Linked DNA regions of Homo sapiens: all the other regions are linked to region 3. The links are chromatin loops, found by intact Hi-C in ENCODE. Cell type or tissue: HepG2. All regions are shown on one strand.

Region 1 (8,000 bases), 83 kb before region 3:
TCTCTTAAATGAGGAATGATATCTCAAGTGACATGCACATGTTAAGTAGTTAGTAGTATTAGTAATAAAATAACCATAATTGCAAAATTAATAACATTTCTGAGTCACTGACTATATGCCAGAGACATTTTAAGTGTTTTGTCTGTGTTAATATTTTTTTCCACACAACACAATATGAAGTTGGCACTATTTTTGTAAATGTAGGCATAATTATTTCTATCAACAGTGTAGTCCACTTTTTCATCATCTGCTACCTGAATCCATGGAAAATTTCCTGAATGTTTCGGTCTTTACAGTCTGGCCCTTCTGCAATTTAATCCATTGAATATCTTGGAGGCTTTTCTTATAAAAAGAATCATTTCATATATCCTTATTTCTGAACTCTTTTTAGGATGTTTTCAATGTTCTTAATAAATATTTCAACTCCTAATACGTATCTGGCTCTAATTTACCTTTTAGGGTCATCTGATTCTTAATCATTCCCTGCAAACTAAACCTGAGGACTTGAGAACTGTCCTGACCACTTTATCTGCTTTCCCTTTTTGTCTGTCTCTCCCCACCATTCTTTTCCCTATTCCTGCATATTGTTCAGCTCTCATCGTACTCATCAGTGACTCCAGGATACTTTCTATTATCTCCACTGATGCTTTCTTAGCATTGGGTTTTTTTCTTGAGATAATAGTTTTTATATAATATTCATTACTTACTTATATTCTATATTTCAAAGTAGAATGTAAGGTATGTAGGGACAGAAACTGTGTCTATTTTTTTTCTCTGAAAATTGTGCACTTACCTGTGTTTTGTGATAATCTCTTTGTAAATATTCTTTGAATGAATGACCAATACCTTCTTAGGTGTTGCATAATCAAGACTTTAATTTAACCAACCCTATTTTCAAAGTTTCTTTAGTATTCCTCTCTATTTGTAACATGCATAAAACTCACATACGTGTGATGGTATTAACATGTACATGAGTTTCTAATTGGTATCTGCTTTACCCCACCTACTTCCCATCTTTTTCAGTGTTAGTCAAACACTCTGAATGAAGACTATACAGTCATTTCTACTGAAATTTGAAGCCAACAAAATAAAACCAACGAAAGTATGTTTACCTTAGGTAGGGGTTTGGCAGGTTTGCAGTGGAGTCCTCCAACAAAATCAACATTTGGTAAGAATGGATGAGGAAATTTAAAATTCCAGGAGTTTCGCATAAGCCATATGTCAGCTTTCCTCATTGTCTCAGATAATGTAGTGGGTCTTCCTGATAGGAATAAAGAAAAGAAGAAGTGGATGACATAAGATAATTACTTTATGTAATTTTCTGAAAGGGGTTAGAATAATGCAGGCAAAAATGTTGGTAAAGTTTGTGTGCTTTGAAAAATATGTACATATATTCATATATAGGAATAATTTATTTTTTATGTATTCTATATTTTGCCCTTGTTTATTTATAAGAAAGGCAAAGTAGTGGGAGAATTATGAGGTTAAGCTACATCTCTAATGTCATGTCAGTATACTCACAATTATTAAAATAAGTCATAGAGAATTAAACATCAATTTATTTTCTCTTTAAAGCTTCAATAGTAGCCTCTAGATATTTAAACAAATCTTTGAGCTCCATAATCAATTAATTCTACAGTAACCATAGAAACAATTTTCTAACAAATAGTCTAGTTTACACAACTCATTAAGCTAATCCTTTTATCTTTGGTTCTTCAAGTTAACTGTGGACTATTTTGTGAGTATGGCTGAAATCATTGTACCAACTACTCATTTGGATCCAAGCTAAGATCTTAATAATATTAAGTAAAAATATTTGTAAATTATAGCTAGAAATTTTTGAGAAATTATTGAAATAGAGATCTGTACTCGACCATAATCAGTCTCGTATTTTTAAATAAAGAGACATAGTTTCAAATAAACTATATAGATATAACAACCTTCACACTTCAACAAGATGATTGGACTTTAAATAAAAGATTTCCAATTATTTAGTGAAGGAGTATAGAAACATTTGAAACTTCAAATTACCCTTATTGATTTTTGCATCTGAGATATAGACATTATCTCTCTCTACTGTGAAGACAACCTCCTGGTAACATGGGAACATCTTTTAATTTCTAAATAAGACAACTGAGATTTAGAAGGAAAAATTTCTGCAGTTATATAGATAGTTGTAGAAAAATGTGTAATTACTCATTCTAAATCTATGCATTCGGTTAGATGTTACTTGACGGATCTTGCTGTTTTTAAGATCTGAAACATTCTATAGTAAAACAGATATATAATTGCTTAAAGTCTTAGGTGTACTAATATATAGGTTTATGATTTCCTGGGGTGTTCTGTATGAGTGATGGTCACAGCGTTTTCACTGACCCTATAATTTAAGCTTTTCTATAATATTTGTGAGATTGGTAGATCATCTTGTATTTTCATTTCATAAATTCATTTACCAAAAACTCCACTTCCCTGACTTTATGGCTTTATGCAAGTTGTGCTTCAAAGACACAAATAAGTTAGAGCTTCATGTTACTAATTGAAAAAAATCTTACCTAAAACTTCACTGTAAAACTGATCCCACTTCTTCATATTAAATATTTGGAACCAAAAGTCAAAATAAAGCACATAGAGCATATTTTTTACCCTCTCCATGAAAGTCATTTGATCACTTAATTTTGACATAACAACAGGTACGTAGGAAGGAGGGAAAATAAATCCTCCACTGTGCCTTTCAAATGAGTAGCCAGGACTGAAGCTGTGACTGTACACAAAGGGTATGTTAAATAGCTCAGCCAGCAGCTCACCACAGGGTAAATAAGCATCTGCAAAAACGATGTCAAATCTTGACTCTTGTAGTTTTTTCATAAGTTTCTTATTTGAAACTACATCTTTACAGAAGTTTCTAATTATGTCATTAATTGCCCACAGGATTTCTTGTTCTTGTGAAAAAGGTAACCAAAATGTATCTTTTTGAATTTCTGACAATCTCTTAACCAATTGCATGATGATATTCTCAAATTCAGTTTTAGTTAAAGATGTAGGATAAACTTCAAGTTTAAGAGTGGATGAGTCGTTGGGATCAAAAAGAATGGAAGCTGAAGATGCCAGTACAGTCACCTCATGACCTCTCTGAACAAGTTCTTTCAGGATTGTCTTCATATTCATCCAAAGGCTGTATTCTGCGGCCCATACCAGCACCTTTCCACAACTCCCAGAGCTAAAGTAAAAACTGAGTTGTATCAGCAGAACTGTAGTCCATTTCAGAGCCATCCTTGTGCAATGTGATAATTCTTTTCCAGTCACTGTTTCTTTCTCATACTTATATACAGAGATAAATCAATCAAGTTAAAACATAACTCCTTCAATTCAAAGTAAATACATTATATGAGCATCCTGAGTACATGGATGGCAAGGAGACAAAGTTCGATTACTTCATATTTACTCAAGGATGTTTGATGTTTCTTTTATGTTTATATTTGGTGTCATCCACCTAAGTTTAATGACCTTGCAAATATCGTGTTTTATATAATGTATTTTATAATAGTGTCAAGAACAGTGGCAAGTGAGAGAGTCCTGCAGGCCCCTTGACACAGAATGAGAGATGAAGTAATTATACAATGCAAATAGAATTTTTGAATATCTTGGTTCAAGGAATATTTTGTAAAACTTTGTTGAAGTATAATTCACATACCATATGATTCATGAATGATTATTTAAAATTAAATATTTCCTAGTAAATTCACAGACTTGTGCATCCAACATAGCAATCAGTTTTATCTAAAAAAAAAAAAAATCCTGTATATTAACTGTCATCTCCCCACCTGAATTTCTGCACCCACACTGTACTGGGCAACCAGTAATCTAATTTCTGCCTCTACAAATATGCCTATTCAGGATCTTTTTAAAAATAAATGAAACTATATAATATGTGGTCTTTTGTGGCTGGCTACTTTTATTTAGTTTAATGTTTTTAAAGGACCATCCATAGAATAGTGTATATAAGGATTTCATTTTTATTGCTTTTTATCAGATGCTACTTATAAGCAGAAATTATTTATTCATTTTTCAGTGGATGGACATTGATTTTCTTCCACTTTTGGCCATTATAAATAGCGTTCACATTTTTATTGCCAAATAGTATCAGATGCTACTTATAAACACAATTTATTTATTCATTCATTTATCAGTGTACGGACATTGTTTTTCTTCCACTTTTGGCCATTATGAATAGCGTTGATTAACATTGATGTACATGCTTTCTGTAGACATGTTTTTATTTTTCTTGGGTATATGCCTAGAAAGGCAATTATTGAATTATGTGGTAAATATATGTGTAAACTTTTGAGGAATTGCTAGACTTTTTCACAGTGGGTGAATAATTTTCTATTCTCACCAACAATGTATGAGAGTTTCAGTGTCTCCACCAACTTGCCAAACCTCATCTTTCAAATAACAAAAAAGGTTATTTTCTATTTTAATTCATTAACACACTCTAACAGACACAAAGAAAGGAAAGTTTCCTTCCACATATTGGAGGGAAAAGGGAATAAATTAACCACTAACTTACCTAATACTTCACTGTAAAACTGATCACACTTCTTTTTGTTAAAATTATCAAATGCAAAGTTAAAATGAAGAAAATGCAAAAGATTTTTCATCTTTCTGTAAATGTATTTTGGTACTAAGTTCTGACATGACAACAGCTACATCAGAAGGAGGTAATGAAAGTCCTCCACAGAGTTCTTGGTACATACTGCCAGTTGTAAATGGATGATAGTAGACCAAATGTATAACAAATGTTTAACAGATTAAGCTGTTCAGATAGCAGCTCACTAATGAGAAATGACATCTGCAAGAATGACATAAATTCTGGAATCTTGTTGTTCCTTATAAGTTTCTTGTTCAAAACAGCATACTCACAGAGCTTTTGAACAGTATCAGAACATTCATAATATGTGTTTTTTGTATCTTTGAATCATATGCCAAAATGTACTCTTTGGAAACTTGTATGTCCATATCTTGATCAATTTCATAAAAATGAAATCAAGTTCATTCTCAGTAAAAGATGTGGGATAAACCTCAAATTTAACAGCAAATTGTTGGAATCAATGAGGATGGAAGCTGAAGGTGACAAGCACAGTTACCTCTTGGTGTTTCTGAGCAAGTTCATCAAGTATCATTATTAAATTGATATAAAGACTGTATTTCACTGGCCACACCAGCACATTCTCACAGGACTCAGAGCTAGAATACAACTGTCAGCATAAGAAACAAAAAAGCCCATTTCTTAGACAACTTGTTAAAATGCTATCTTTCTTTCTAACTTTCTCTAACTTGGTACATATCAATGTCAATCAATGTCACAATGATTTAAGTGTTGACAATAGAGTTTTTGGAAAGCAAGAGAATAAAGAAAAGGATGAATGATTTTGTGTTTGTATGTGTGAATAATAAATTTATTGTTATTTGCTTATTGTAAATGTGGCTGTCTCCAGAACAAGAGATAATTTAATTGTATATAAAGAGTTTCTAGTATAAGAAAGCATCATTCTGTCAACAATGAGGCAGTGGTGTGATCTATTCTTATTTATCTAAACATTCTCAAATAGAATATCTTCATTTTCTCTATGTAGTTTCACACTTATTATATTAGCTTCATTTCATGTTCCTTGACATTGTTTTTCTGACTGTAGAAATTCCTTTTATTTTTATCCAAACAGATATGTTTTAAGTACAATTACAGTTACTTTGTTTCATTTGAAAATATTTTGTCTAAATCACAATAATATCCTTTTCTGAATATTTGCAACATTGCTTACATTTCTCAGTCTTAGAAAATATTTATCTTCTAAATGCCTACTACTTAACTTGTTTCACAGATTGCCTTGTAATTCAGGCAAGTTGTACTTTTAAAAAGTCTAAATAGAAATTTACATCAAGTAGAATTAGGAAGGAAAAGATGCATGTCACAAAATAGAGATATTTGTTTTTATTCTATTAATAATCTGTTAATCTGAAATGAGGTAAATCTTTCTTAAAAAGATATTTGAACACAGTTTCTGAGCAAATATTGCCTGGAGAGTGGCAATATTGTTCAATATTTTCAATGTCCTTGAGTGCAGGCATTATGTGTCACCCAGATTTCCCTTTTGGGAATATAGAAATTACTTTCCAGCTGATGAAGTGATGAACAACTGACATACCTCACCTATAAGCTCTCTCTCTCAGTACATCTCTGCTGAAAGCTATCTAGTATGTAGTGACTTTTCCAAGACAGCCAATATCCAATGCCTGGTCACATGTAGGACTCTAAAGGCCCATTCTCCTCATTTCAACTTGGACCAACTCTGAAGGGCTAACTTAGCTTCAGAATTTCCAGTGGGTGAGATGAAACCTATGCTGAGACTGCATGTCTTAGCATGCTCAGGGTGCTATATAGAAAAATACCATACATTGGCTAGCTTACAGACAACAAACATTTATTTGTCACAGTTCTTGAGGCTGAAAGATTCACCATCAAGATGCTGGTATTGGGCATTCCTCCAAGATGGCAACCCATCACCATGTCTTAATGGGGAAAATAGATGAATGAGTTATTGTGAGCATATTTTTCAAAAGAATTAATTCCATTAAAGAGGACTCTGCCTTCATGACATAAACACCTCCTAAAAGGTTCTGTCTGCTAATACAATCATTTTGGTTATAAGAATTTTAACATATTAATTTTGGGGGCACTCAGACATTCAAACTATTGCACTGAATTATGTACTATTTTGTTCCACTGTCCAATCTTGCTTCCTACTTTTTCACAGATGTTATTTTCAAGAAATCTCCCTAATTATCTCCCTCAAAAAATATTCAGCTTAGAGTCTACTTCTTGGAAGCACCCAACATTTGATAATATGTACCAAGAGAGGTCAGAAAAAAAGAACAGACAACAAAATGAGATTTTAGAGTTGGATCATACACTACCAGTTGTAATGAGAATCCTATCACTATTGGTACAGAGAACACAAATAGCCCCTGGAATGTGATAATTTAAATTTTTCATACTTTCAGTAATGGTAAATTATGCTGGTAGTATTTTGAAAGGGAAAGCTTTACTTATTAGGATATATCACAAATTTATCAATATGGGAAAAGTAGAAATTATGACCACAATAGAGGCAAATGTTTTTTTCTGCAGAATTAATGCTTGGGAGAAAATAATGGAAGAGTGAGGACCAATAACCATCAAATTAAGGCAAACGGTGAAAGCCAGAAGTCTCCTTGGAAGTGTTACCAGAAAAAGGGGTCTAGATTCAGACACCAAGAGAAGGTTATTGGATTCCACACAGTAAGGAATTCAAGGTCAGTCACAGAGTGCAATGAGAAGACAATTCATTGAAAGCTATGACATTACAGAGTAGGGCATCCTCAGAAGGCAAGGAGTTGAATGCAACACCTTTGTTTTAAGTTTTTCTTATGTAGGAGTCTCATCTCTGTAAAGGTTAATTAAGCTGTGTCTAGTTGTGGGTGGTCAGACAACAGGACAAAACTGATTATTCTATTTATGCCAAGAAAACTATCCTTGACACTTTCTTGTGTGAATACATCAAAACATAACTGTTATTATCTTGAAATCATGTATCGTTTTGGGTATTGGGACATCTGGACTCTTCATTGCAGGTGTGTGTGTTTATAGGGAGCTGAACTTAAAATCACATTACTCTGTCTCTCCTCAGCTCCTGCTTCCCTAACTGCAGCATATACAGAGACTCTCACTTCATGTAGAAGCACCCGGTCCCCACCACCAAATGAATCTGAATCTTAAGTCCAGGACTGAATTTTAAAAATAAGCCCAGCTCAGTTCTAGCTGAATTCCCAGCCTAGTCTGATCACTAACCATATTCAGGGTCTCAGTTTAGATAGAGTGAAATTATAAGACATTTGAGAAATAATTCATTGCAGTTAAAATCTTCAGTTTCTAGACTCCCCTGAACTCCGAATCTGCAAAAGAG
Region 2 (8,000 bases), 330 kb before region 3:
ATTAATCAAATTGTGATAGTTCATAACTCGGGATTACACATGACTGTTGCTTTGCAACCTAGATGTCTGTTATCTAGGTTTTGCTCAAAAGAGCCTTGCACTGGTTTGCCTTATAACCTTCACTAGGTGCCCAGACAGCTGTAGTTCAGGCCTTCTCAGGCGTCTCATGACCTTCGCAGTACCTTTTAGACAAAACAGAATACTTGAAGTTACTAGTTACAGAGAACAAGAATCTATAAAGTCATACCATAAAACAAAGGAAAATTTGTTTTTCTTCTCCCTATGTTGAAGGAGTTTTGGGAGGGTCTACAGACCACATTTTTTTGGTGCATCTCCTGGCTTTTTAGACAGTAGTATCAGGACTTTCCCTGGGTCTGGGCTGCACCCGTTGCTGCGTCTGGGACAAGTTAGCCTAATACAGGAAAGCTTATTTCTCTTTTTAATTTTGTTTTTCTTTCTTTCTTTCTTTCTTTCTTTTTCTTTCTTTCTTTCTCTTTCTTTCTTTCTTTCTTTCTTTCTTTCTTTCTTTCTTTCTTTCTTTCTTTCTTTCTTTCTTTCTTTCTTTCTTTCCCATCTCATCTTCCCCTTTGATGCCTCCTGTAAATGGAATTCAATAGAAGGCATCACTATCATTTAATTCCTCATTACAAGTCAGTTCTTCTCTGTTTGGTACGGGTTGATACTTGTTTAGAGCCATCAGTGGAGTGGAGGTGGTTCTGTTAACGATGGATTCTGTGATTGATTGGATGTTTCTGATGAGGAGGCCTAAGAGGCAAGGGAACATTAAGCAACCTTTTAATATAGCCAACACTACCCCTACTGTTTTAAAACCACCAAAGGATGAAAACCAACCTCCTAAGAGGGAATCTGGAGACCATCTGGGTTCCAGGTCTGAACTGGGACATGAGCTATCTTCCACATCCTGGCAGCTATTTCTATGATGGCTTTCCTGTTATCATTAATTTCTAGGCAGCAATTCATCAGGCTCAACTTTCCACATAATCCTTCTTTTTGGGCTAGGAGGCAGTCTGAAGCCAGTCTATTCTAATAGATGGTGATCCTTATTTCTGTGGCTTGCTGGGCCAGCAAGTCTAACATATTTGCTGTCTCATTAGTGATGATTTCAAGTACCACCTGCAACCTTATGATGTGATTAAGCATGTAAATAGGGGTACAGTACCCCCTGACCTATCTTGTGCCCAGGTACCTATAGTATGTATGGTATAATAAAGTCTTAATTACTGTGTTTCTTTTTTTTTTTTTTTTTTTTTGAGACGGAGTCTCGCTCTGTCGCCCAGGCTGGAGTACAGTGGCACGATCTCGGCTCACTGCAAGCTCCGCCTTCCGGGTTCACGCCATTCTCCTGCCTCAGCCTCCCAAGTAGCTGGGACTACAGGCGCCCGCCACTACGCCCGGCTAATTTTTTGTATTTTTAGTAGAGACGGGGTTTCACCGTTTTAGCCGGGATGGTCTCGATCTCCTGACCTCGTGATCCGCCCGCCTCGGCCTCCCAAAGTGCTGGGATTACAGGCGTGAGCAATTACTGTGTTTCTTATCCATGTAGTGTGCATGCAGTGACGGCATCCTAATACGGGTCCTCCTTCTAGCATAGATATGGGGATCAGCACAAACAAAGCAAACAGTAGCATTCTTACAGCCAGCATGAACAGTAAAGGCATTTAGGGGGTTGGTTAAACAATAGCACAAGAGCAATATAATGAATAATACAAAGAAGATTACTGGGCCTAAGATTTCTGGCCACATTTATTCATCTGATGACGATTCTTCAAGCTTCGGCCGTGCATAGACTAGTCAGTTCTTGGTGTGACTAGAGCAGGGCTTGCTATTTTCTCAAGCTTCCACCATGCATAGACTGGTCATCTTCCAGAGTGACCAGAGCAGTGCTGTTGTCATCTCCACTGGCAATGTGGTCTCATTGCAGGATCATTCGGGTCAGATGGTCTATGTCCTGCTGGTTGGTCCACTGGTCCTGGGCTGATAATTTCAGCTGACTGTGGTGGATCCAAGGCACGATACCTGCAATTTTAACAACAGTGGGAGTGGACAAGATCACAATATGGGGCCCGTCCCATATGGGGCTCAGAATAGTTGGAGTCTATTTCTTAACCTAAACAAAGTCTTCAGGTTTGAAAGGGTGTACTGGGTCTGCCAGACTTATAGGCATTCTTTCCTGCGCTTAGCCATATACTTTTTGCATGGCCATATCTAAAGCCTGCATTTGCCTTCTTAAAGTTAGTTTTTGTAGCTCACGGAGATTACCTTTAATCTGACTTATGATTGGGGGTGGCTGGCTGAACAAAATCTCATTGGGCAAATACCCAGTGTGGTTTGTTTTGTGGGGGTGCACCTGACTTGGAGAAAGACCATGGGCAAGACCTGGTCCCACCTCAGATGAGTTTCCTGACAAAATTTCTTCAGCAGCTGCTTGAGTATCTGGTTCATGTGCTCCATCTTTACTGAGCACTGAGGCTGGTAGACTGGATGCAACTTCCATTTTATTTTTAACAGTCGAGTTAAGTCCTGAACGATTTCAGCCACAAATGCCAGTCCATTATCTGAACCCAAAGTTAGGGGCAGTCCAAATCTGGGAATAATGTCTCTTAACAATACCTTCATCAACTCTCATGCCTTCTCTGTCCTGACGGAGAAGGCCATGACCCATCCTGAAAAGGTACAGACAAGCACCAAAATGTACCTATAGACCCCTGCTTGGGGCAATTCGGAGAAGTCCATAAGCAGGTTTTCACAGGGCATAGCTCCTTTTTCCTGAATTCCCGGGGGCTGAGTGGGCCCTTTTCAGGGGTTGTTTTGGGCACAAGTTAAACGCTGTTTACAAATGGCTCAAGTAATAGCGGTGAGCCATTGCACATAGAAATGACACCCTAATCATGTCTCTAGCACCGTTTTTCTCATGTGAGTTCCTTGGAACTGTTTTGCAAATCTGGGGGCCAAGATTTCAGGTATGGCTAGCCTCCCATTGGAGAATTTCCACCATCTTCCTTCAACGTAATTCCCATTTTCCTGGGCAAATCAAGCCCTTTTATTTGGAGTGTAGCTTGGGGTCCCTGGAAGGGGAATCTCCAGGAGGAGAGGCATAGCTAAGGCTTCTTCTTTAGAATAGAAGGTGGAGTTGCCATTGCAGCTTGCTTTGCCTCTTTGTCTGCCTTTCTGTTTCCTTTAGCCTCTAATGTTCCTGCCTTTTGCCTACAGTGCATTACTGCTACCTGTTTGGGGGCCCATACCACATCCAGGAGCCGTAGAATTTCTTCATTACACTTTATTTCTTTACCTCCAGGAGTTAAGAGTCTTTTTTCTTTGTAAATAGCCCCATGAACATGCAAAGTGGCAAAAGCATATTTAGAGTCTGTGTAAATATTTGCCTTCTGGTCTTTTGCTAGCCAGAGAGCTCTTATAAGACCTATCAGCTTTGCTTTCTGAGAGGCAGTTCCTGTAGACAAAGACTGTGCCTCTACTGCTGAGTCCAAAGTCACCACTGCATACCCAGTTTGGTGGACTCCCTCTAGTATGAAGCTGCTCCCATCAGTAAAATATTCAATGTCCAGGTCTCCGAGGGGCCGATCTGTCAGATCTCTCTGGCTTGAGAACACTTCATCTACCACATCCACTCAGCAATGAAGGGGGCTTCCTGGCACTGATTCAATGGGGAGCAAGGTAGCTGGGTTTAGGGTACTCACAGTCTCTAAAGTTACACAGGGATTATCACATAGGAGCCCTTGGTATTGAGTTATTCTCGGATTCGAAAACCAATGGTGCCCCCTTTGGTCCATCAAAGTTATAACTGAGTGCAGTAGCTGGATTGTCACTTGCTGTCCTAAAGTCAGCTTATTAGCTTCCTGTGCCAGCCGAGCAGTGATAGCTAGTGTCTTAAAACAAAGACTCCATCCAGGTGCCACAGAATTCAATTGCCTGGATAGGTATGCCACCGGGTGATGCCACAATCCTATGGCTTGAGTTAGAACTCTTACGGCCATTCCCTTTTGCTCATGGACATATAAAAAGAAAGGCTTAGTTAGATCTGGCAGTCCTAAAGTTGGGGCCTGAGTCAAGGCTTCTTTGATTTCCTTAAAGGCCTTCTCCTGGTCAGCCTCCCAGAGGAGGAGCTCCTTTTTCCCCTCTTTGTGGCTTCATATAATGGCTTAGCCATGAGCGAGAAATTTGGGATCCAGATGCAGCAGGACCCTGCTGGCCCTAGGAACTCTCTTGTCACCGGGTGGTTGGAGTAGGAAGTGTACAAATGGTCTGCTTCTGTTCACTACCAAGCCATCTTTTCCTTTGGCTTATATAGAAGCCTAAATACTGGTCACTTTCAGAGCAGATTTGAGACTTGTTCCCTGACACTTTATATCCTGCCTTCCATAGCAAGTGCAGGAGGTCTTGGGTCCCCTCGAAGCAGTCCTCTCAGGTCGGGGCTGCTAGAAGAAGATCATCAATGTACTGGAGCAAGACACAGTCACTGTTTGGTGGGGTGTATGCTTTAAGGTCTGAGGCCTGTGCCTCTTCAAAGATTGTAGGAGAGTTTTTAAATCCTTGTGGGAGTCTTGTCCAAGTGTACTGTGATTTACCCCATTGAAAAGCAAAAATAGGCTCATTAATTGGTGCAAGCCAGAGACGGAAAAATGTATCCTTTAAATCTAGGACTGTAAATCAAGTGGCACTTGCTGGAATATGTCCCATTAAAGTATATGGGTTTGGCACCACTGGGTGGATGGTCACCGTGGCCTAGTTTTCCACACACAAATTCTGTACTGGTCTATATTCACCAGACGGCTTCCGCACTGGCAAGAGAGGGGTGTTCCATGGTGACTGGCATTTGACTATGATTCCATGTTTATGAAGACTCTAAATATTTGCGGACACCCAGTATGGCCTCAGGGAGTAGCAGGTACTGTTGGACCTGAACTGGATTTTAACTCTACCACCACTGGTGCCTGACTTACAGCCAGTCCAGGTGGGTTACTATCAGCCCAAACTCTGGGAATTTTAGTAAGCAACCCAGGCATTTCATTTACTCTTGGTTCCAGAGTCTTTTTTGCATATAGCCTCTATTCTTCAGCCTATGGTACAGTACGGGTTAACATCATAGCCTCCGGGTGAGGTAGATTTAAAGTTACATTCCCTTGTGGCCCAAATGTAATCTGTACCTGCAGTTTTTGAAGTAGGTCTCTTCCCAGCAAAGGAACAGAACCATTTGGGATGAGAATTCAGGTTGGACTTCTCATCCTCCTATAACACACCTCTTTGACCAACCGATGGGCCTCTTTTCAGAGACTCCAGTGGCTCCCACAATAGTTGCACAGTTCTTGGATAGTGGCCCTATAGGTTGGGTCACTACTGAGTGTTTAGCTCTGGTGTCTACCATAAAGTCCATTAGCTGGCCTCTAACTTCCAATCTGGCCATGGGCTTCTCAGGGCCCAAAGAGAAGCAGCCTGGTCTGTCCTAGTCCTCATATCCTTCAGCCCCTGCCAGTCTGATCAGATCAGTGCCTGGTTTCTCCTGGGTGTGGCAGCCCCTGGCTGGTGGCCTTCCTGTACGATGGCCCTGACCCTTCTCCTTATTATTATTCTCTGGACACTCATCCTTCCAGTGTCCTTGTCTTTTGCACTGTGCACACTGATCTCTTTCCAACCTGGGCCTGCTCTCAAATCCCTGTCCATACTGGCTTCTTCCATGCCCACTTCCATGCCCACATCACGCCACCTTGCAAAGCCAGCTTCCCTCCCTGTGAGAGCTGCTGCCAGCCAATCAGCCTTTTTCTTAAGCCTTTGATTAGCCTCTGTCTTTGCCTCCTGATCTCCGTTAATGTACAACTTGTGGCCACTTCAATAAACTGAATAGCATTCATGCCTGCAAAACCTTCCATTTTCTGCAATTTTTGCCTGATATCCCCCTGGGCCTGCTCTACAAATGCCGTGTTCAGCATGTGCTGGCCTCACTAAGTCTTTTATAAAACTGGCTGGGGCTTTCATATGCACCCTGAAGCACCTATGAGATTTTTCCCTATATTGATTGCCTTTCTCCCGCCTTCCCTTAAACTTTGCAGGAGTGCCTTTTGGTATCTGGGCAGCTGCTGTAGTTGGGCTGCCTCATTTGGGTCCTAGTCGGGGTCCTCTTGTTTCCCAGAAAGGCATTTGCATAGCCCAAACATGACCTGACTGGAGACAAGTTTGCTTTATTTTCCTAGCATTTCACCTTAACTTCCTGGAGTGAGGGCTCAGATTTTTCCATCTCAGGTGAGACTGGGGCATGTATCCCTTTGAGCTTGACTCCTCAGAGGCAGTAACTCTGGGTAAAGGTGGGTAGATTGGAGCATATGGAGGAAGGGTCTCTTCCCTCCAGTGGTTCTTGCAAAACTGGGTTTTCCTGTGGCTTTCTTTTTGTCTCTGTGTTTGCCAGAGAAGATTTCACTTTCAGCTCAGCTCAGGCTACAAGCTCCTGTGACTTTCCCTTTAACTCTGTTTTCACTTTGTCTTTGTAGCTGCCAGCACAGCTGATTACTCTCGGCTTGAACTGCGAGCATTCTGCAATAAGCTGCTAAACAGGGCTGCATTCAGCCATGAGTTAATATAAGGAAATTTGGTCTGAATGCCCTGACTGTCCTCTGACTCCGGTCACCACCTTAAACACAGGGCCAATTGTGTCCCTATCTATAAGTACATTTGGCCAGCCAGCCAACACCAAAAGAGGGCTATTCTAATTCACAGAGAGCTCTCAGCATTCAGTGGGTTAACTTGACTCCCTAACCACCACCCCCTCCACCACAAAGCCTTTCTTAAAGTTCTTTAACATGAATTCCAATGGGGTGGGTTTTGAGGATTTTCCTCCCATTTCCTGCCAGTTACAACACAGCACATTCACCTTTCCTTTCATTTTAGACCAGTCGGACCCGGTTGTTCCTACACTTTGCTCAGATAGATGCTGGGATTGTTTCAAGGTCTGAGCTTTTGTAATAGTGCTGTTATGAATATGGATGTGCAAATATCCCTTTGAGATCCTGATTTTAATTCTTATGGATAAATATCCAGAAGAGGGATTGCTGCATCATATGGTAATCTTACGTTAAATATTTTGAGAAACCTCCATACTGTTTTCAGTAGTGTCAATTTTTTAAACAAACCTCATCACTCAGTTCCTTTGGAAGGAGGTATGTGCCACAAGATACATTTCCTCTATTATTAATGCACAGTCATGCAAGTGTGCGTGTGTGTGTGTGTAGCAGGACAAGCCACAGGCAAAACTTCTCAGACACCGAGTTGTAGAAGGAAGGGCTTTATTCAGCTGGGAGCATCAGCAAGCTACTGCCTTAAAATCTGAGCTCCCCAAATACACAATTTCTGTCCCTTTTAAGGGCTCACAACACTGAAGATTTCACATGAAAAGTTCATGATTGATTTGAGCAAGCAGGTGGTGCATGACAGGGGCTGCACGCACTGGTGGTCAGAGAGAAACAGAACAGGGCAGGGAGTTTCACCATGTTCTTCTATACAATGTCTGGAATTTATGAATAACATCAGTTTCTAAGTCATGAGTTGATTTTTAACTACTAGGTTTAAGCCAGGCAGGCCCAGGGCTGGTTTTGGGCATGGTGCTGGGCTGCCTGTCTTTGATTTCACTTATTTGTTTTTTTCTTAAAACAGGTACTGAGGATAAAACAATATAAAATAATATGAGAGGGTCTTTCTCTTCCTTCATTCCCCCCTTTTGAGACTCTCACTTTTTATTAGCGGGAGTTCTCACTCTTATTTTTGTTACTTATGTCTTTTTGTGCAACAGATTGATAGTGATTTATATAGTACACTTGTGCTGAAGCACTTTGGTGAACTAAGGTAGCGATGAAGCTTTTTATCATTTGAAGAAGTACAGGTAGGAAACAAAGGAGCGGTAAGTAGGTTCTTAATTACTATTATTACTCTTATTATAAGAGTTTTAAATCTTCCTATTGCTGGGAACTAATTTTTAA
Region 3 (8,000 bases):
GCAGACATTACACATAACACACACGCAGACAGGCAGGAGAAAACCCAGTTCCTGGGTGGGGTTTTATAAGAGCCAGGCCAAGGAAAACATGCAGATATCAAACCTGAAAAAGAGTCAGTCCCTAAGGCAGGATAAGCCCCTACTTTGTGCAACAAAATGCACAGTGCAGGTGAGTGTGGCTGTTTCCTGCCAATTAAGTGAAGCCCAAGCTCCCTGGTTCATGGATAAAAGCCTTGTTAGTATCCATGGCATAGATGAGGTCTAGGGACTCCCAGACTACTGAAAGCAGGGGAGATAGGGTGTATGTGGGTAAGTGGGTAAGAGTGAATGTTCTCACCCCCTAGGCCCCACTGGTTCATGGGTGCATGTTGCTTTGACACCTGTTTCAGCACATACCAAGGTTACCAGCACTCGGGGAAGCAAGGACGGAAGAAGAAAAGAGGATGCTCTTTCTCCCTCATGTACCCCAGGTATCTGCTAGAAAGAGAAGAGAACTAGGGACACCTGCCACCCTCTTCCTAGGTGAGTAGCCATTCACCTTCAGTCTGTACCCATTTTGAATGCATCATGACCCCCTGGGACTTCTTTAAAAGGTGCCTTCTTTTTCCTTTCTTCTCCTCTGTTCTCTCTTCACGGATAGGTAATTATGTCTCCGTATTCTGGGACATTCCCCTCAGATGCATCTTCCAAACTGGAAAGAGTTAACTTTCCAAACCTTAAGCTGGTTGGCTAAAGATTGGGCCCAGAAGAAGGGAACCCAGAAGACCAACATGCCAGCAAAAGGGTATTTTACCAGTCTGGCTTTTGGCCTTTCTCTCCCTGTGCAAAGTGATAAAAGGCCTCAGAATTTTTGAGCTATCCTTACTCCTCCCCTTGTTTCATTTTGATACATGTTTTCTAATAACCTAGTTTGTCTGTTCTTGCCTTCAGGGCATCAAACTCCAAACAATAATGCAAGCAGAGTCTCTGACAATGGCCCTTTCTGCTGGGGGAACTCTTAGATAGGCCTGTGAGTGAGCTCTGACCACCATTTCCCAAAAACAGCACCCCTTGTCAGCAGGAAGCAGTAAAGATTGATCTTCCTTATGCTCTTTCAAATAGCATTCAGATGTACTTCTTTACAAGGGGGAAAGAGACAGCCAGGTAGGAGGTGGTCCCCAGAGAATCTCCAAAGAGCTTGAACACTGAGAAAAATGTTCACTGGGGTGGAACCTCAGCAAGTTTGTGCCATTTGCAGTGGGGAAGAGCCAGGCCCCTCCTCTTTCTGTGTGGAAGCTGGGATTCAAGCTTTGAGCAGGAAGCACTCTAGCAGGGGGACTCTGGCCTTTCAGAGTCCTCGACATTCAAACCATCTGTGAGCCTAAATTTTTGTGGCCATGGGACAGACAAGGATCCCATCTTTAGCTGAACTAAGGAAAAGTCCTGAGACTCCACCACCAGACCCATCTTGCAAAAAATGCTAATGGGAGCTCTTCAGTCAGAAAGAGTAAAACACTATCATGCAAAAAGTAACTTTTCAAGGTATAAAAACAAGTGGTAAAATTGAGTACATGCAAAAACCCAGAATAAGCTAGTACTGAATTTGTGTTCTGCATTTCACCTATCCCAGAAAACATAACAACTATAGCAACCGGTTAAGAAACAGATGATATACAAATATGTAAATCAAGATAACTATGAGTCAAAATGGGTAGGTGATTGAGTTAAAGTATATACATTTTCTGTGACTTTTGCCCTTATTTATTTTATAATTTTATTTGCAATCTAAGTTGTGATCTCTTTAAAATAACATGCCATATCTCTAAAATGGTTTTCTGTAAGTCTACTGGTAACCACAGTTAAGAAATCTATCATTGATGTACTTAAAAAGCAGCAACTTGAAATATACTACCAGAGACAATCACCTAATTATGAAGAAAGACAGGAAGGAAGGAAGAGAGGAGTCTAAAAACAAACAGTAAACAATCAACAAAATGGCTCTAGTAAGCCTTACTTGTCAATAATAAAAATGGATGTAAATTGTCTCAGTTCTCAGTTAAAAGACATAGAATGGCTGAATAAAGAATCATGCTGCCTTAAAGAAACCCACTTCACTTATAAAGCCATACATAGACTGAAAGTGAAGGGATGGCAAAATATATTCCATGCAACTAGAAACCAGAAAAGTACAGGTGTAGTTATAAACAGATTACAAATCAGACGGGAAAAAAAAAACAAAAAACAAAGACAGTAACTACATGATAATGAAGGGGTCAGTTTAGCAAGATTTAGTCATTATACTTACCAAAACCTGAGCTCTCAAGCATGTAAAGCAAACATTAACAGACCTAAAGGCAAAACTAGCATGCAACACAGCAATAGTAGGAGACTTTAACACCCCATTCTCTGTAATGGAAAGATTATCCAGGAAGAAAATCAACACAGAAACATCAGAGTTAAAGTACACACTAGATATGAAGGGCCTAACTGACATATACAGAAAGTTTCACATAATTGCTGTAGAATAGACATTCTTTTTATTAGCACAAAAAATGTCTCCCTTAATTCTATGATAGGCTACCAAACAAGCCTGTACAAATTCAAAAACACAAGTATCATATGAAGTATATTTTCTGACCACAATGAAATAAAACAAAAAATAAATTAAAAGAAGAATCTGGAAAACAGACATGAACACATGGAAATTAAACATACTGCTAAATGACAAACATGTCAATGAAGTTATTAAGAAGAAAATTTAAAAATTTTGTGAGACAAATGAAAATGGAAGTACAGCATACCAACATCTATGGAAGATGGCCAAAAAAACTGTAAGAAGAAAGTTTCTTGTAACAAACATCTGTATCAAAAAAGTTGAAAGACTTCAAATAACCTAATCCTATACATCAAAGAACTAAAAAAGCAGGAACAAACCAAACCCAAAGCTAATAGAAAGAAAGAAATTATAAAGACCAGAACACAGTTAAATAAATTTGAGGCTAAAATAAACACAATACAAAAGATCTATGAAACAAAAAGTTGTTTTTTTGTGAAGATGATGGAGAAGAAAAGAGAAAATCAGTTAAGTAAACAATTAAGGCTGGTCCTCAAAAATGCTGCCTTCCTGAAAACTCACAACTACAGGAAAAATAGAGCAGCTTGGGGAAAAACTCAGACTGCAGAAGCTGCCTGCCTAAAAAAAAAATCACAGCTACAGTGCACCTGCACAGATAAGCCACAGATAAGCAGGCAAGGCATGCAATGTCCAGCATAGAAACCCTTTGCTCTTTGTATGATTAGTAAGCTCCCAGGAAAAAGTGTCCTCCCCTTTTCAGACATGTACACAGTGGGCTCCATGGGAATTTGCAAAGAGAGGAGGGGGGTGTACCTAAAACAAACCCATCATTATACAAACGCAAGAAACAGCACTTTGTGCTTTCCTGGAGACATATCCACAATGACAGAGAATAACTGGGAGATATGCAGGCGGTTTTATAGATAAGAAAAGTTACTCAGTTACAGAGATGAAACTATGCAGGCAGTTTTATAGATAAGAAAAGTTACTCAGTTACAGAGATGAAAGCAGTTCCTCATAAGAGCTTTTGAATACAACCGTAACACAGCAACCATCAGGGAACCCTCTCCACTGCCGAGAGCTTTGTTTTTTTGTTATTAAATTTTTGCTCCAACCTCACCCTTTGTAACCACGCTTCTTAATTTTTTTGGTCCTGAGATCACAAGCTCTGATAACACCTTAGACAACCAGACCAGTGACCCTGACTTGTTTCAAAGATCAATGATGTTAACAAACCTTTAGCTAAGTTAAGCAAGAAAAACATAGACAAGATGCAAATAAAAACCATCAGAAATGGAAAAAGAAGAGACATAAAAACTGAGACCAAAATAATACAAAACTATTAGAATTGTTATGATAAATTAATAGTAAACCTAGAAGAAATATATGAATTTCTGGACTCAAAACTTACTAAGATTGAACTATAAAGCGGTTGAAAACATCAAACAAATAATAATGGGCAAGGGATTGAAGCTGTTATTGAAGTAATAAAATGTCTTTCATCAAAATAAAAAGGTTCAGAAACTTATGATCCCACTTTTGAATTATACCCAACATGTAACAGCTTGATACCAATCTGACTCAACCTTTTCAAAAAAAAAAAAGAAAAGAAAAAGAGAAATAAAAAAAAAAGGGAATAATTCAAACTCATTCTATGAGGATAATGTTACTCTTACACAAAAACAAAGCATGGGCATAACAAAACAATAAAACTACAAGCCAGTATCACTGATGAGTATTGATATGGTTTGGCTCTGTGTCCCCACCCAAATATCATCTTGAATTGTACTCCCATAATTTCCATGTGTTGTGTGAGGGACCCTATGGGAGTTAATTTGAATCACGGGGACTGTTTCTTCCATACTGTTCTCATTATAGTGAATGAGTCTCATGAGATCTGATGGTTTTATCTGGGGTTTCCACTTTTGCATCTTCCACATTTTCTGTTGCTGCTACCATGTAAGAAGTGCCATTCACCTCCTGCTCTGATTCTGAGGCCTCCCCAGCCATGAGGAACTTTAAGTCTAATTAAGCCTCCTTTTCTTTCTTTTCTTTTTTTTTTTTTTTTGAGACAGAGTCTCGCTCTGTCCCCCAGGTTGGAGTGCAGTGGCGCGATCACGGCTCACTGCAAACTCTGCCCCCCGGGTTCATGGCATTCTCCTGCCTCAGCCTCCCGAGTAGCTGGGACTACAGGTGCCCACCAAGGCGTCTGGCTAATTTTTTGTATTTTGAGTAGAGATGGGGTTTCACCGTGTTAGCCAGGATGGTTTCAATCTCCTGACCTCATGATCTGCACGTCTTGGCCTCCCAAAGTGCTGGGATTACAGGTGTGAGTCACCACGCCTGGCCAAGCCTCTTTTTCTTCACAGTATCTGGTTTGTCTTTATCAACAGTGTGAAAACAGAAAAATAGAGTAAATTGGTACTAGTAGGGTGGGGCATTGCTGAAAAGATACCCAAAAATGTAGAAGCGACTTTGGAACTGGGTAATAGGCAAAGATTGGAACAGTTTGGAGGGCTCAGAAGAAGACAGAAAAATGAGAGAAAGTTTGGAATTTCATAGAGACTTGTTGAATGACTTTGACAAAAGTATTGGAAATGGTATGGACAATGAAATCCAGGCTCAGGTTGTCTTAGATAGAGATGAGGAACTTGTTAGGAACTAGAGCAGAGGTGATTCTTGTTATGTTTTAGTAAAGAGACGGGTGGCATTTTGCCCCGGGCTAGAGATTTGTGAAACTTTGAACTTGAGAGAGATGATTTAGGGTATCTGACAGAAGAAATTTCTAAGCAGCAAAGCATTCAAGAGGTGACTTGGGTGCTGTTAAATGCATTCCTTTTTGAAAGGAAAGCAGAGCATAAAAGTTTGGAAAATTTGCAGCCTAATAATGCAATAGAAAAGAAAATCTTATTTTCTGAGGAGAAATTCAAACTGGCTGCATGTATTTGCATTAGTAATGAAAAGCTGAATGTTAATCCTCAAGACAATGGGGAAAATGTCTTCCAGGAATGTCAGAGACCTTTGCAGCAGCCTCTCCCATCACAGACCCAGAGGTCTAGGAGAAAAAAATGGTTTCCTAGGCAGGGCTCAGGGTCCACATGCTGTGTGCAGTCTAGAGACTTGGTGCCTTTCATCTCAGCCACTCCAGCCGTGGCTGAAATGGGCCAATGTAGAACTCAGACCATGGCTTCAGAGGGTGGAAGCCTCAAACCTTGGCAGCTTCCACATGGTATGGAGCCTGCAGTACATGGATGTCAAAAATTGGGGTTTGGGAACCTCCACCTTGATTTTAGAAGATGTACGGAAACTCCTGAATGTCCAGGCAGAAGTTTGCTACAGGGGTGAGACCATCATGGAAAAACTCTGCTAAGGCAGTGTGAAAGGAAAATGTGTGCTGTGAGCCCCCACAGAGAGTCCCCACCAGGGCACTGCTTATTGGAGCAGCAAGAAGAAGGCCACCATCCTCCAGACCCCAGAATGATACATGCACAAACATCTTGGACCATGCAACTGGAAAAGCCATAGACACTCATTGCCAGCCCATGAAAGCAGCCAGGGTGGAGGCTGTACCCTGCAAGGCCACAGGGACTGAACTGCCCAAGACCATTGGAATCCTCCTCTTGCATCAGCATGACCTGGATATGAGACCTGGAGTCAAAGGATATCATTTTGGAACTTTAAATTTTTACTGCCCTGGTGGATTTTGGACTTGAATGGGTCCTGTAACCCCTTTATTTTGGCCAATTTCTCCCATTTGGAATGGCTATATTTACCCAATATCAGTAACCCCATTGTATCTAGGAAGTAACTAGCTTGCTTTTGATTTTACAGGCTCATATGTGGAAGGGACTTGTCTTGCCTCAGATAAGACTTTGAACTGTGGACTTTTGGGTTAATGCTGAAATGATTTAAGACTTTGAGGAATATTGGGGAAGGCATGATAGGTTTTGAAATGTGAGGACATGAGATTTGGAGGGGCCAGGGGTAGAATTATACGGTTTGGCTCTGTGTCCCCACCCAAATCTCGTCTTGAATTGTACTCCCAAAAGTTCCACATTTTTGTGGGAGGGACGTGGTGAGAGTTAATTTGAATCACGGGGCAGTTTCACCCATACCATTCCTGTGGTATTGAATAAGTCTCATGAGCTCTGATGATTTTATCAGAGATTTCCGCTCGTACGTCTTCATCATTTTCTCTTGCCGCCACTATGTAAGAAATGCCTTTCACCTTCCGTTATGATTCTGAGGCCTCCCCAGCCATGTGGAACTCTAAGTCCAATTAAACCGCTTTTTCTTCCCAGTCTCAGGTATGTCTTTATTAGCAGTGTCAAAATGGACTAATACAAGTGTAGATGCAAAAGTCCTCAAAAAATACAAGCAAACCAAACTAATAATACATTAAGAAGATAATTTTCTAGGGTAACACAGAATTCGTGCAAGGGAGGAGGGAAGGATGTTTCAATACATGCAAATCAGTAAACATGACCCACCGTATTAACAGATCCAAGAATTATAGGATTATTTCAGTACATGCTAAAAAAAGCCCATAAAAATCCAAATCCCTATATAATAAATTATAATGGTTTTAGATCACCAAACCATCAAAATGACTTTAGAGGAAACATTCTCCAAAATGATAAAGGCCATATATGATCCATGACTAAAATCATACTGAACAAGAAAAAAATTAAAGAATGTTTCCTAGGGACTGGAACAAGAGAAAGATGCCCACTGTCAGTCCTCTTATATAACATAATACCAGAAGATGTTGTTAGTGCAATTAGGAGCAAAAAATAATAATAATAAAATAAAGTGCATTCAAATTGGAAATAAATAAGTCAAGTTATTCTTCATTGCATTTGACATAGTATAATATCTAGAAAAACCCAAGGATTTCATTTAAAAATTGTTAGATCTGATAAATAAATCAGTAAAATTGTTCTCTGTAAAATCAGGAAAATCAAAATCATATCAAGTATCTTCTTAGACCATAGTGAAGTAAAACTGGAAATCAACTCCAAAAAGAACCCTCAAAGCTATATAAATACATGAAAACTAAGTAATTTGCTCTTCAATGATTTTTGGGTAAAAATCAAGATGGAAATTAATAAATTATTTAAAATGAATGATAATAGTGACAGAGTGATCAAAATTTCTGGGAAACAGCAAAAGTAGTGCTAAGACTAAGGTTCATAGCATTAAATGCCTACATCAAAAAGGCTGAAAGAGCACAAATTGACAATCTATATTGTCACAACTCAAGAAACACTAGAAACAAGAACAAACTAAACCCAAAGCCATCAGAAAGAAAGAAATAGGAAGGATCAGAGCAGAACTAAATGAAATTACAACAAAAAATACAAAAGGTAAGTGAAATGAAATAAAAAGCTGGTTTTTTGAAAAGATAAACAAAATTAATAGACCATTAGTGAGATTAACCAAGAAA

The links. A loop is a pair of places that touch in the nucleus more often than their neighbours do. Peaks named below come from ENCODE experiments on the same cell type or tissue, not always from the same donor. Only the 100,000 strongest peaks of a DNase experiment are listed, where the experiment ranks them.
Region 1: it touches region 3 in a loop (5-fold over the local background); 3 of 110 quality-filtered maps call a loop at or near these places.
Region 2: a loop joins it to region 3, with 6 times the contacts of the local background. A loop is called at or near these places in 2 of 110 quality-filtered maps.

What each region holds. Positions count from the first base shown.
Region 1 is chr4:68,811,290-68,819,289 of GRCh38, reverse strand. UGT2B10 (UDP glucuronosyltransferase family 2 member B10) reads right to left here and starts at 3,296. Exons shown (of 6, transcript NM_001075.6): 1 at 2,553-3,296; 2 at 1,113-1,261. The coding sequence starts at 3,270. It also overlaps the pseudogene LOC100422189. In HepG2, no CTCF peak of the experiment used is centred here; DNase peaks (open chromatin) are centred at 1,139, 1,689, 3,229, 3,510 and 1 weaker place; H3K4me3 peaks cover 2,074 bases.
Region 2 is chr4:69,056,590-69,064,589 of GRCh38, reverse strand. LOC105377265 (a long non-coding RNA gene) reads left to right here and starts at 3,335. Exons shown (of 5, transcript XR_001741714.2): 1 at 3,335-6,273; 2 at 7,814-7,921. It also overlaps a transcript of UGT2B7 not described here. In HepG2, a CTCF peak has its summit at 3,800; a DNase peak (open chromatin) is centred at 6,669; H3K4me3 peaks cover 1,178 bases.
Region 3 is chr4:68,728,598-68,736,597 of GRCh38, reverse strand. No RefSeq gene overlaps it. Among named protein-coding and RNA genes, the nearest start is that of UGT2B15, 62 kb to the right of the region's middle. In HepG2, no CTCF peak of the experiment used is centred here; a DNase peak (open chromatin) is centred at 3,497; H3K4me3 peaks cover 713 bases.